Regions from separate parts of the Homo sapiens genome. Here region 1 is linked to region 2. Evidence: chromatin contacts called from ENCODE Hi-C or POLR2A ChIA-PET data. All regions are on one chromosome and are shown on one strand. The core of a region is the stretch at or near the end of the contact, and the rest is flanking DNA. Distances in the headings are between cores, read along the strand shown. Region 1 overlaps BFSP1 (beaded filament structural protein 1). Region 2 overlaps SNX5 (sorting nexin 5).

Region 1 (7,235 bases), core at 1-2,500, 430 kb before region 2:
GTCCAGTGAAGTGATGACTTGGTTTATAAAAGTGGACTGATGTCTATACCGATGTGGTTTTTACAGCTCCATAATTTAAACCTTTCATCAGAAGGAAGAGTGTTCAGGAAAACCAGTAAGAGCTCCTGTCTCAGGAGCTCAACAGGAATGGAGATGCCTGTGACGAGAGCCACTGTGGCACGGCGTCCACTGCCACCCAGCACCAGCCTGGCCGAGGAGAATGAGACACGGACCCTCCTCTAGAAGGCCGCAGTCCAGCAGGGGAGGCACGCCCAGGGCATCTCAGAGGAAGAAAGGGGCTTCCAGGAGGAGGCAGGACCGGTCCTGGGAACCGAGGAAGGAAAGGGACTTCCAGAAAGGAGAGAAGGAATGAGCAAAGGGGAGGTCCCAGAAACTGCAGGAGGGGTCAGGAGACGAAGAGAAGAGAGGTTGGCCCAGGGTTCCTCCAACGGTGGGGCCATGTGGCAACCTGAACTTTATCCGGAGCCAGGTGACTGCTGTTTCTGCCTGGACCGTTAGATTGCCTGGTTTATATCTGTCTCCCCACTGGGCTGTGAGCCGCTGAGGGCACGACACAGGCAGGAGCCTGACGCGAGCCCCATCTGGAGGGGTGAGCTCTCACCTCAGTCCTTAGGACCCCAGACACCTTTAGGTGTAAGGTTTTTTTTTTGTTTTTGTTTTTGTTTTTGTTTTGTCTTAAAAAAAAAAAAAAGGAAACTCATTACATACTGTCTTACACAAACTAAACCACTAGATGGTGCTAAGTGACTTTAATGAGAAATGAGACATGGGCGGTTCCCACTTTGCAATTTTAAAAAGTGACTTTCTTTACTTCCCTGTCACAGAAACTCTCAGTCCATGCAATTTAGGGAACTAGAATTACCTGTCCTTTCCTCTCCACCTGTCCGAAGTGCTTCCTCCGGGGCTCTTACGGGTATATGTGCACTTATTTGAAGGAGAGGCTTCCAGCTTCCAGCTCCAAGCCCAGGCACTATTCTCCCATCGTCCGCCCAGCGTCTCCCAGACTGAGCCCGCAGAGCCACGTGGAGGGCTTAAACAAGGCGCACCGGCCCGCCCCAGAGCTCCTGGGTCAGTGGTCTGGGGTGCCTGTGAATCTGCATTTCTGACAAGTTCCCAGGTGGTGCCCCCGCTGCTGGGACGGGGACCTCACCCTGACGACCCCTGCTGTGGAGAGTTCGGGAAGCTTCGGACGCCCTAACCATAGGCGGAACCCGCTGCCACGGCCCTGGTGCTAGCAGACGCTCTCTCTCGGCCCGCCCTCCACCGAGTTCCGGCCACAGAGCGGGCCCTGCCCGGCGGTGTGCGGCCACATCTTCCTTCAGCTCTAGCTTAGCTGCTACATTGGGAAGCCACTAAAACCTTTAAAACCAGCAAAAACCCAGCCACAAACATTTGAAATGAGGCCCAAGCCTGGGACACAGGGGGACCAGGTGGAACATTCGCCCACTCCCTGGGACCCGCCCTTACCCTGTGGTTCTCAGTGTGGCTCCTGGACCAGCCGCAGCACCATCACAGGGACACCTAGACATGCAGCATCCCGGGCCACACCCCAGACCCACTGAGTCAGGAGCTCCCGGGCGCACCCAGCCACGTCTGGGTTTTCATCAGAGCTAAGGAGGCAGAATTTTGGCCCCCGTGACCTTTTCCCCTTGGTGCTACACCCTTGAATATGTTACATGGCAAAAAGGGACTTTGCAGATATAATTAAAGTTCTTAATCAGTTACCCTTTTTTAAGGAAAGGAGTTTATTCAAGATTATCCCCTAAAAACAGAAGTCAGAGAAACGTGTAAGTCCAAGTCATTGAGATGAGACGCAGGAAGAGGGTTCAGAGTTCGCTGCCGGCTCCGAACGTGGAGGGGCCTGAAGCCAAGGAGCCTGGGCAGCCCTGACAGCCACTCCTGGCCAGCAGCCGGCAAAGAAACAGGGTCCTCACTCCTGCCAAGAACTTGAATGAGACTGGAAGCAAATTCTCCCCTAACAGCCTCTGGACAAGGGCCCAGGCTGGCCAACATCTTTCTTTCTACCTTTTGAGACCCAGAGCAGAGAAACCGATAGGACCCACCCAGACTTCCCACCTACACAACTGCGATGACACGGGTGCTGGTGGTGACTCATCAAGGCAGCAACAGAAAATGGACACAGCCGTGTTTCATCAGCTACATGCTATAGCTTGTTACTGAGTGAGTATAAGCACATCTGTCATTTTATTTAAAATGATTCAGTAATATTTTGATAACTGTTTTAATATAATTAGTTTCTTTTTTTTTTTTTTTGGAAACGGGGTCTCATTCTGTTGCCCAGGCTGGAGTGCAGTGGCTCAGTCTCAGCTCACTGCAGCCTCAACCTCTCCAGGCTCAGGCAGTCCTCCCATGTCAGCTTCCTAAGTAGCTGGAACCACAGGCACGCACCACCACGCCCAGCTAATTTTTGTATTTTTTGTAGAGGTGGGGTTTCGTCATGTGGCCCAGGCTGGTCTCAAATTCCTGGACTCGAGCAGTCCACTCACCTTGCCCTCCCAAAGTGCTGGCATTACAGGCGTGAGCCACCACACCCAGCCTGGTTTCCTTTAAATTATCTGTATTTTATTTTATGCCTTTACCATCATTTTTCTGAGAAGCGGTCTCCATCAGAATGCCACGGGTGGGAGTGGAGGAGGCAGCACAGAAGAGATGTTTGAGACCCTGCTTTAGAGACGAGGGCAGCAGGGAAAAGCCAGGAAGTCCTCCTGCAGCCACTCAGGACAGAAACAGGCGGCCAACCAGCGGTTTCATTTCATGTTCTCAGAAACCAGGTTAATCTGTTGTGAAATTTCTTATTTTGATATTCAACAAATACCTGTACATAAAGAGAGGAACATTCTTTTTGTCCTGGAACTGGAATTTGCCATCTAGGCTGGGCTCCTTCATCTTTCTCAGTATCTCTAGGGCAGTGGTTTTCAACTTTATCACCACCGCCCCAGGAAAAACCACATTTCTCATTGCGAGCCATACACATCAGATAGGTAGGTGTGTGTGTGTGTGTGTGTGTGTGTGTGTGTGTATTTCAACATATCCATATGGATATAGAGAGATAAAACAAGGGCTTCACAAAACAAATCCTCCCTTTCACTTGCTGTACACTCTGTTTTTCTTATTATATTTTAGTCTAGCATTTTGTTGACTTCCTTTTACATGCCAGTCAATTCTACTGAGTTCATTTTACATCCAAAAATGAGTTGTCACTAGCCATTTGGAAAACACTGGTCTCTAGGACCACGACTGGGCTTGTATCCACGTCCCTATTCACATACACAGCACACACACATACACATGACACACACACACCACACACACTTCACATACACATCCCACATATATCACACATACCATGTATATCACACACACACACCCCATGTACACAAACACATACAACCCTTATTCTATCCTGTCAGAGCCTCAGAAGAAACCACACAGGCCCCAGTCACCAGGATGAGGCACATGGTCCCTGAGCCAGGGTTTGTCTCACAAGAAGGAGGAGTTTTAAGTGCCTTACTTGGTTCCTCCTGCTGCGATCGTCAGTTCAGGGGACCACCACAGACCCGGGTTTGCTTTCCAGCAGCCCCTGAGAGCTGCTGCACTGTGAGTTTTGTGTGGTGCGTGCTGGGATGGGAATTAGGATGTGAACTCCAAGGTCCCAAAATGAAATCCTGAGCAGACATGGGGGCACTGGAAATCAATAAAAAGCGCTACATCTAGTTGTGGCTTCACATTTTTAGACAGAGTAACACATAACATCCAAATGGTCCAGGCTTTCTGAAGTGTCCGATTTTTACACGTTTTGCTCTCTTGTCCCCATGTGTACTTGTCAAACCAAATGTCAACTTACTTTTTGGTTTGGGAAATGTGGTTAGAGAGCCATACAAAGGTGCAGTATTTTAACCCAAGCGTCCCTGTGGAATGACCTGCTGTAGGGTAATGAGAAAGAGAGAGAACCGGAAGGAACAAAGAAGATGAGCCGGCAAGTAGCCAAGAAGGCACAGGCCACAGGACAGTTTGGGGCTTTTCTGTTTTGTTTTCAAATTAAGCTTCACCCAAAAGGGGTGGGGGTAGAAATGTGAGCTTTCCACCAACACGTTTCTAACTAGAAGCAAACACTGATACAACCACTCTTGCCGGGTTGTAATCAAATTCCGAAGGAGAACTGTTACCATGAGAAGGAAAACAGAAGCACAGATTTGAACAAGTGGAGGATAAAAATCCCTATGGTGTCCGTTTCTTCTTATTCTTACGAAGCTTGACCTGGGCAAAATGAATGCATGATGTAGACACTGGGGCAGCCTAAGCCTAAGACTCGGTGGGGAGGGCATGACTCGAAGGAGTCCCAAGGGGCACCTCTGAGGGGCCAGGAATGAGCGTGGCACCTGTGTCCCCCAGCTCAGGACTCTCCCTGTGTCCTGGAAAACTCCTCAGTCCAGGCCAGAGCAGAGCGCTTGGCCACCCACTCAGAAAACCCCGTTTCTGCCAGGAACATAGGATATGTTCAGCGTGTGACAGCTCCTCAAGCTGCATGCGTGTGCCTGCGCGTAACACCTCCATGAAACATGTGGGAAGCCCCAATGCACACGCGGCAGACTCGAGCGTACCTGTGCCTGCAGCTCCACTCTCTGCGCCTGCAGGTGGGAGAGCACCTCCCGGCCCTCCTCCAGCTGACTCCGCAGGGCGGCCACCTCCCGCTCCGTCAGGAGCTTCTCCTGCACAGAGAAGGCCAGAGTCAGACTCATGGGACATGCAGAGAGGAAAAGGGCAGAGAAGGTGCGGGGCCCTGGTATGGACGGAATATCCGTGTCCCCCTGAATTCTGTGTTGAAGCCCTAACTAACTCCCAAGATGAAGGTTTTAGGAGACCTTTGGAAGGTGTTAGGGTTAGATGAGGTCATGAGGATGGGGGGCCCCATCATGTGATTAGGGTCTTTGTAAGAACAAGAAGAGACACCAGAGCCCCCACCCCCACCCCCTGTCTGTCTGTCACGTGAGACACAGCAAGAAGGCAGCCGTCTTCAAGCCAGAAAGAGAGCCCTCACCAGACACCAATTCTGCTGGCATCTTGATCTTGGACTTCCAGCACCCAGGACAGTGAGAAGTAAATGTCTGCCTGTCGGCCCTCCCATCTGTAGTGTCCTGTTATAGTAGCCTGAGAAGACTAAGCCAGGCCCACAGCACAGCCATCAATGCCTTTTGCTTTGTCTTCAAAGTCTGAACCTCCTTGGGAGTGTGACATGCCGGGACCAAGTACCAGGAGACCAGAGCTTAGACCTGGCTGTGCCATGAACCTACTAAGAGACTCTAGAAAAGGATTTGACTCTCAAAGCCTCTGTTTTCCCTTCTGTGAAAGGGAAAACCTGGAATGCACACTCTCGAAGAAAATGAAGGCTGGTTGGAGCCGCGAGCCATACGCTGTGCTCGGATGTCAGCGCAGCACAAAGCAGGAGCCATCAGCCCCAGTGGGTGAAAGGGAAGTGACGCTCCAGGGAATGGCTAGAAGGAAATCCTCTGACCTCTCCACACTCTGCCAAGCAGGTCCCTCTCTCCTGACCTGCCTTTCCACGTCTATTCAAAAATATTCAAATTGTTTCACAAAGGCCTGACTGCTCAAGAGCCATGCATTCTGACACAGAGCACATTGACTCGAAGCCATGCAAAATCAAACACCAAGTCTACAATGAGGGTTTCTGTGTCCAGAGGCTGCATGGAAGACAGCCTCTGCTTCAAACACCTTACAAAGTGGCTGCAGCAATGACATAGACATACAGGAAAGTGACCGTCTAACTTGATTGTAGAATTGCTAAGCTAAGACTCATAAAGATGTGACACTTTCTCAATCGGTGCTTCTCTATCCTGAGCATGCACACGAGTCCCTGCGGATCTGGCTAAGATGCAGATTCTGCCTCAGTGGGTCTGAGGCTGGACTGGACACTCTGCACGTCTCACAAGCCCAGACGATGCTGATCGATGACATCAAAGTCAGTTTAGTGTCTGTATACTTATGACTTAGAAGGGTCTTATTACATGGGAATAGATGATACAATTCAAAAGGTATGCTCGGATGTAAAACACCTTTGAGTTAGAGTTGGGTTTGAAAAATAAAAGTAACATCTCTGGAAAGGAATCTCTGGGAAAGAAAATTAAGGCTTCAGGAAAAGTTTTTTTAGGCCTTTGTAGCAACATCAGTTACATCCACTAAGGAGAACAGGATCCTGAAATGGTAACTGGTGGGCAATTCAGACAAGACTATCCTCATGAATGCCAAAAAAAGTAACTTTCCTGTCGCTTAGATGATACTTTGCAGGGTTCAAAAGTGTCTTCTAAAGCAAATTTGGGGATTTCTTTAGCTTTGTATAAAATAATTAAGACGAAAAAGTTCAGGCAGCCGGTGACCCCAGCCCATGGGTTCTGCAGCAGTTTGTCTGCATGCTGGTCCTGGGCAGGCCCCACCTCCTGGGAAGCCCATTCATTGACTCGGAGCATGGCCTGAGCACACATCTAGGCAATTTCAAGTGTCACCAGGGTTGAGAGCCACCATCCTAGGTCATCCTTGCAAAAAGACCCAGAACCTTATCTCTTGACCAATCCACCAAACCCTGTAGTAGCCTACCACAACCTCTGAAGAAGGGACACTGTAACATTTTTATTTAATTTGCATCATTTCCAGTGTTTGTGGGGTTTTTTTGCTTCTTGTTTGTTTGTTTGTTTAGAGATGGGGTCTTGCTATGTTGTTCAGGCTGGTATTGAACTCCTAGCCTCAAATGATCCTCCCACCTCAGCCTCCTGAGTAGTTGGGATTACAAGCATGAGCCACCTCACTCAGCACCAGTCTATATATATATATATCATGCTATGCATCACAAAATTCCATAAACCATATTAGGAAAAGCGTTACTATCCCGTTGAGCAGCTAGAGAGTCAAATGAAGAAGGAATTTGGAACATAATATCAGAAGTAATTTTTCATATCCAAATCTTAATTTTTACAAATTGGCTTCAACAATCTCTATCCTTTCCCACTAGTTTCAATGCCACAGGCTCACATAATCATTAGCAGAGCTCCGTCTTGGAAATATATTCACTAATTATCTGAGATTATCTGTATTTGAAATTCATTATCAGATTGATAGGGAGAATAAGGAAACAAACCAATTTTTTAAATGGGCAAGAGGCTTGAGCAGATACTTCCACAAAG
Region 2 (6,791 bases), core at 1,394-3,893:
GGGTGAAGGCAGAGTCTGGGAGTTTCCTTAGGTTGTACCTAGCCCTAAACTAAACTGAAATCAGACCCCAGCCTAGTACTTGGTGGTGGAGTTGGCATGACGATCCCAGCTTCTGGACCCTATTTCCCTCTTCCCTGCAACAAGGACCCTTGCAAGTAGCCCCTCCCCTCACACCAGCTTCACCTCTTGCCCCCAATTCTGAGGCGAGTCACATCTGGTCAGTTTCACTCCCCCGCCCCCTCCTATGGCGACAAGTGCTTTAACAGACAGTGCAAAAGGGGTCAAAAGCACTGCAGACATGAACCAGACTTTAGAAAAACACATAGCGCGAGCCCTGTTGGGATTCGCAGCAGGCGTTTCCAATGTTTTTCTCGAGACTGCAGGCTTGGGATTTCCTGTCTTCTGAGGCATTCGCTGAGCAGGCCAAGATCAGCTTCATAGGAAGGCAGGAATGGGGCTTCCTACATTGCTGTCTGCAGGCTCTCTCTGGCTCCTTTCCTCTCCTCCCCTTAGGGTCTTTTTTGTGTATTCTTTCTCCTACTTCTGACACTTTTTCTGCCCCCAGATAAATGTCCAGCCACCTGCCTCCCAACAGGACTGAATCACGGGATCATGATACAATCAACAAATCCAAGGAGCTGAGAGGCCCCGGGAGCTGCAGCTGCATCCAGCTGGAATCTTGAAGGCTGGCTCTAGCTACGGGTTTCCACCCTCATGCGAAGTGTGCCAACTGCTTCGCAGAAACCTCCTAACTTCAGCAGGGCAGAGCAATGGGAAGCTATGTCAAGAATTGCTATGGGTATCCGGCCTGATTTAGGGGTAACTGATACACAGCCTAACACCGCACAGCACCGTTCTTATTAACTGTTCCTTGACTTTGCCCTGTCTTAGGTTGACCGTCCAGAGCATGGGTCATCCCCTCCCTGTCTTTTTGCAATGTAGAGAGGATGGGGTAAACAACAAACACATGACCTCCATTCCCTCTCCAAACCCCATCAGAACAACTGGAAAGGATCTGCAATGTAACAGTTAAAAAGTAAGGCCGTTCATAAACAGTTCCTGAAACCCAAGCAGCTGGCCAGTCTCCTGCTCCATTTCCTTGCAGCAAGTTTCAGTGGAAACTCTATACCCCAAACCCCCAAATCCCTACCCTTTGACTGATGCGAAAAATCCCCCCAAACAGGCCTTTGTTCCTTTAGCTGAGGACACACCAAATGTATTAATGAACGTGGATAAGAGCTGGAAGGCAACTATCAGAAGTGGCTGTGGACTAGGATTACAGGCTGTTATTTTCCTGGCCTGAATATTACAGGTCCCACAACTTAAGAAGCTTTAAAGGAGGTTTGTAAAGCATGTATTAAAAAATAAGGCAGGCCCAGTTGGGCAGTGGCTCATGCCTGTAATCCCGTTTTGGGAGGCTGAGATGGGAGGACTGTTTGAGGCCAGGAGTTCAAGACCACCCAGGGCAATATAACAAGACCCGTCTCTACAAAGATTTTTTTAAAAAAATTACTCAGGCATGGTGGCGTGTGCCTGTAATCCCAGTTACTTGGGAGGCTGAGGTGGGAGGATGGCTTCAGCCCAGGAGCTGGAGGCTGTCATGAGCCATGACCGCACCACTGCACTCCAGCCTGGGCAACAGTGAGACCCTGTCTCAGAAACAACCAACCAACCAAAAAAAAGAAAGGCTCAATTAAAAATTAAAATCCTCCCAAACAGCTACCTAAACCATTCACAACTTCTAGCTAATGAAGACTTTGGTTGGGTGGGGTGGTTGCTGAAGGCAGGGAAGAGGCTGGGAGGCTCAGGGCCTCTGTGCTTGTCTGCAGGGGGCCCTCACCTCTTCCTCATGGGAAGCAGGCCGTGGAAGGACAAAGATGCAAAAGAGCTGTTTTGGGGCCTCAGGAAAACTCCTCCATGGATCTCCACGGAGAGAGAGAACCAACAGCAGAAAACCTCCAGAATCCAACCCCAATGCTGGCATCCTGAATCGTTTTTTGTAAACAATTCCTATTCGGATAGGAAAAAAATCTAGAAACATTTAATAACTTATTCTTGAGATGTGGTATTTTACTGTTATTTTGTTTTACAAGATGTGGGGACTTCATTAAATCCCTACATGTATTAAAGTTAGAAATAAACATTAAAACCAAAAAAGTCAATGGTTTTGAATGGTGACAAACCAAACCTCCAATAAGAAATCACTGTGGGCAGCTCACCCACGCAAGGGGCACCTTGTGTATGTGCGAGGAGTGGATGGGGAAGGGCGTCCCCTGGACCTTGCAGACCCAGCTGTGTCTAAAGGACATAACTGATCACTGCCCAAATGTTGTCCACCACCCCCAACTTCCTTCCAGACACATCACATGGCCTGGCTGTGAACCCCCATCAACATCACAACTGTTTTGACACCAGGCTCAGATGGGGAGTTCTCGAACAGCATGGCCTCAGCAATGGAGGTTGTGTCTTGGGTAACCAGAAACCTGAAGCCCGCAGGAATCCTGGAGGGGACTGCTGGTCTGGGAAAACACCATTCAGAACTACTTAACTCTCAAGTAGCCTGACATTTCTCTTCCTGCTACCTTAGCTATAAGCTGATAATCTGAGCAGCTCTGCGGGGATACCAGGCTCCTGCTCAGCTGTGGGTGGGCAGGTGGCTGTGCTGGGTCGCCCCTGCCGCCTACAGGCAGAAAGCGGATGGTGCAAGGTTTCCTTCCAAACGGAAATCGCCCTTCACAGAGCTGAGCCTGGGAATTACCACAAAGAAACCTCACAAAGAAAAGGTGCGCAAGGCAAATGTTCAGAAAACAGACCCCTAAACCCTGAGATGGCACAAGTGAATGTGTTGGGTGGTGAACTGGCCAAATGCTTGTGCTCTGTCACCACAAACGACCCCAGTGGTCTGACATGACCTCAACGGCTTCACAGACCAGGGGTGTGCTTTCCTTCCTCGTGACAATCTCCTAATTTTGCTTTTCAGAGTGGGGGAGGGCGGGGAGAGGGGAGGTGGATGGCAGTTGTCCCTGTTGTCTAGTCTGGAGTACAGTGGTGTGATTTTAACTTACTACAGCCTTGAACTCCTGGGCACAAGCAGTCCTCCCACCACCTCAGCCCTCCAGGTGTATGCCACCACTGTAGGTTAGCATTTTTTGTAGACACGGTTGCGCTGTTTCTCAGGCTGGATCCTAGCTTTTAATGAAATCGTATGACATGTGAACTGTGCAGTTTTGCGTGTGCCACGAGGCAACTTTCTCAGCCGTGCCTTGGGCAAGTCACAGCCTTTTTGGCCTGGATGCCTTAAGGCAGCCCATCTGAAACCACTTCCCATTCCCATTTCTAGAAACCTTCAAGGGTTCCCTATGAATTGTGCACCCACATGGGTTTTCCTGGAGGATCACTAGTTCTCAGAACCATACAAGCACACAGCAAAAGCCTCTCCACACATCACCCTGAAGTGACCCAAATTCCCATTTCTCAATGTGGGACCTATGCTCTCCTGCACTCCAGCAAGATAGCTGTGGATTCCCACCTGATGCTGTTCCTCCTGCTGCCAAGTGCCTGCCTGCCTTTCCAGGTCTCAGCACACCACACAGGTCGCAGTCAGCATCTAAACCCATCCCCCCACCCCAGACCACTATGAATGCACCCTCACATACAGGTAAAGGTAGCAACTCACTAGGTGACTGACAGAAGGGGAAAGGTGACTACATCCCTGACCCAGAGTGCCTCAAATTTCCTAAGTGACTGTCAGGTGCAATTTAATGAAAAGCCTTGGAACAAATACAGCAGGTAAAACATCTACAATCATACCATCCATGAAGGCTGTATTAGAGATTGCTGGCATAAAACTAATTTGAGGGGCCTCTGAAGTGCTGACTCCAGCTCACAGATCAGTCAGCTGAGAGAGGCAGCCTAGATCACTTGGTGAGCAGCAGACCCAGCACTCAAGATTCATGCCTCTGCTGTCCATTTGACAAGGTTTAGTCTCAAGAAAATGCACCAAGGCCCCGAGGCCAACAGCCAGAGCTCCACCAATCAGGGCTGATCACACTGGTGCTCAAGCACTGCGGCCCAGGAACCTGACTGCAGGAGTGCTGGCTCTACACTAACAGAATGCTGGGCGTGTGTGGGTGGCTGCTGTGGACATTATGGGGGAGATGGGTAGGAAGGACAGATTTGGTTAGGAGCCCAGACTGAAGTTACAACTGCCAAGTTTAAATTCACTCATTTTGTGCACCGTTTCCCAAGTATGTACTGTGAAGGTAGAAGGCACTGTGGCCGCCTGTAAATAGCTGGGGAGGCAAGACACGAAGACCAGATAAATGTTAAGAAACATGCTCCCTGTATGTATTGAAATCAGTTCTGCAACCCTCATACCAGTTGGCTGTAACAGATGCTAAATGTGGTGGGTAAAATGTTTTTAGTCTCATGGTCTTACCATGAATTACTTATTAGAAAGGTAAAGGAGATTACCACCCTAAGTGCTCAGTCATCAACAAAGGAATAGACACACAACTCCTGAAGACATGTCATTGGCACCAGGGAGTGGTTTCGTGGAAGACAATTTTTCCATGGACAAGGTGGGGTGTGGAAAGGGATGGCTTCCAGATGAAACCATTCCACATCAGATCATCAGGCATTTGATTCTCCTAAGGAGCGCACAACCTAGACCTGTTGCATGCCCAGTTCACAATACTGGGTTTGCACTCCTATGAGAATCTAATGCTGCTGCTAATCTGACAGGAGGCGAACCTCAGGCGGCAATGCTGGCTCACCTCTTCCTAACAAGCCATGGACCTGAGACTGGGGACCACTGCCCTATGGTAAAGGCCCTGGCCAAAATGCAAACCTCCATCAGGTCAGGAGCAAACAGACAAACCCACATTTAGAGACCATCTAAAAAAGGCCTGGAGTACTTAAGAATGTCAAGACTAGGACAAATTTCCCCTGACCGCCCCCAGGACTCTGGGCAGAACCTGAAAACCCTGTAACCACAGCCAAACCCTAGCACCACCTGCACTCCTGGGACACACTCTGGTTGTAGTTTCCACGAAAACAGGCCGTACATTAGTAGCACGATTATTTTATTATATGCTTTATAAAAAAACAAACACCCAAAGACATACAACACACCGCCCTCACCCCCCAGCGGCCATTAGGGAGGGGGCTTATACTTTTCCTAATGTAGATCTGGCCATCTTATAAAGCAGACCACATTATTTGTTTCCATATATACCTGTAGATATTTCTCTCCCCTCAAATATTTATATCTCGACTAAAAAAAGGAGGTGCAAAGAGTATATAAAGATAAATGAGATTTTCTTGCTGTTGTTATAGTACAAACACCAGATGACTACCAGTGGAGTAACAGGGCAAAACAAAAACACAAACCCCACCTTCAGTGAGGAATGGAAGGTCTGTTACCGACCTCAAGTAGCTGAATCACCTGCTGTAACTGGCACCTCCCTGACAATCATGGGTTTGTAGGGACATGGGCCAGGTGATGGCTTCTACTTGTTTCCAGAAGGCTAATGTGTCCTACACCCTTTCTTAGTAACTAAAGACGAACTACGGGAGAACCCAGTATTTGGATTCTGCCCAGAGGTATTAAATGCACAAGGAAAAATTAGTTATGTCCAAGTAGCAAGCAATAATATTTTTAAACCAACATGGTTAAATGTTAAGATTTGTAGAAATCAAAATATTTATTCACATAATTTTAAACTAAAGTTGAAGCTAATATATCTTCCGTGGTAATGATTTAAGTGCAAGTGATGCTTGGCTTTCTTTCACATTCATTTCTTTTCTTCTGAGTGAAGGCATATCAGTTATTCTTGAACAAGTCAATACAGCTCTGCAAAAGGGAGACATTGTTCTGTGGGGAAAAAAGGCAAGGCAGACCAGTGAATTATTAAAACTTGCCATATACCTGGAATGACTCAAGTACACCAACACGGCTTTTCACGGGAGGTTTAAAGTCAGCCAGAGCAAGCTGGCCCTTCTCTTCATCAAATCCCAGGTGAACTGCAACGTACCACGCATCCCCATTTCATGTTTCAGCTCCTCTCCCTCAGTGGGTAAGGCTACCAGCCAAAGAGCCGACGTTCACTCCAGCACCTCTGCCCTCACCTGCTTGCTCCTAAATGTGATCCTGCTTACTGTAACTTCTTAAGACACTATCAGTGCGTTGTTCCATGAAGGCAAGGGCCTTGGAAAGATTGAATAAAAGTTGCTAGAAATTAGGGCTGGGAGCTTTAGCTCACACCTGTAATCCCAGCACTTTGGGAGGCCAAGGCAGGTGGATCACCTGAGGTCAGGGGTTCAAGTCCAGCCTGGCCAAAATGGTGAAACCCCATCTCTATTAAAAAAAAAAAAAAAAAGTTGCTAAAAATTAGTCATGGGTGACATTATAAACAAGACTACAAATAAACAATGAGTGGCTCCCATCAACTAAGTACTACAGACGATTAATACCACAAGGCCACCCCAACTGCCTGATGACAATGGGTTAGTAAACTGGGAAATAACTTGGAAAAAACCATAAAAGATGTTGGCTTCATCTGTAGAAAACACTTACCCTGGCATGTTTTATTTCCAGTTCAGACATTTCAATTAGATTCTTTCTAAATGCTGCCACTCTCTTCCGTTTGAAATTTATCAGTTCTACAGGAAGAAAAAATGTTTATGAAACCAAGAAAAACTAAACAATTTTCATGTTCACTTTAACTACCAAATGGCATTCTTACAAATGGTCTCCAATGCTTTCAGGCACCAGCATTATTTCCTCACAT

What was found. A loop is a pair of places that touch in the nucleus more often than their neighbours do. ChIA-PET counts read pairs that join two places held with the same protein, here RNA polymerase II (POLR2A). Pooled maps may share reads with other maps.
Region 1: a map of Panc1 shows a loop between it and region 2 (34-fold over the local background). The contact joins two enhancer-like sites. A Hi-C loop is called at or near these places in 27 of 168 maps with a recorded cell type or tissue (B cell, CD14-positive monocyte, CD4-positive, alpha-beta memory T cell and 22 more), 27 of 37 single-sample maps with no recorded cell type and 30 of 50 pooled maps. POLR2A ChIA-PET finds 5 or more read pairs at or near these places in 4 of 52 experiments (CD4-positive, alpha-beta memory T cell, H1, HepG2 and 1 more).

Annotation. Positions count from the first base shown.
Region 1 is chr20:17,504,246-17,511,480 of GRCh38, forward strand. BFSP1 (beaded filament structural protein 1) reads right to left here. Exons shown (of 8, transcript NM_001195.5): 5 at 4,644-4,751. Among named protein-coding and RNA genes, the nearest start is that of BFSP1, 24 kb to the right of the region's middle. RefSeq lists an enhancer at 267-790. Within about 2 kb of position 1,251, at least 19 of the 41 ENCODE cell types and tissues checked have a DNase peak (open chromatin) inside an H3K27ac peak, as active enhancers do.
Region 2 is chr20:17,936,533-17,943,323 of GRCh38, forward strand. It overlaps SNX5 (sorting nexin 5), which reads right to left. Exons shown (of 13, transcript NM_014426.4): 12 at 6,578-6,663; 13 at 5,068-5,875. The coding sequence ends at 5,825. Among named protein-coding and RNA genes, the nearest start is that of SNORD17, 23 kb to the right of the region's middle. RefSeq lists enhancers at 2,180-2,773, 2,406-2,535, 3,776-3,865, 3,896-3,985, 3,961-4,552. Within about 2 kb of position 2,644, at least 11 of the 41 ENCODE cell types and tissues checked have a DNase peak (open chromatin) inside an H3K27ac peak, as active enhancers do.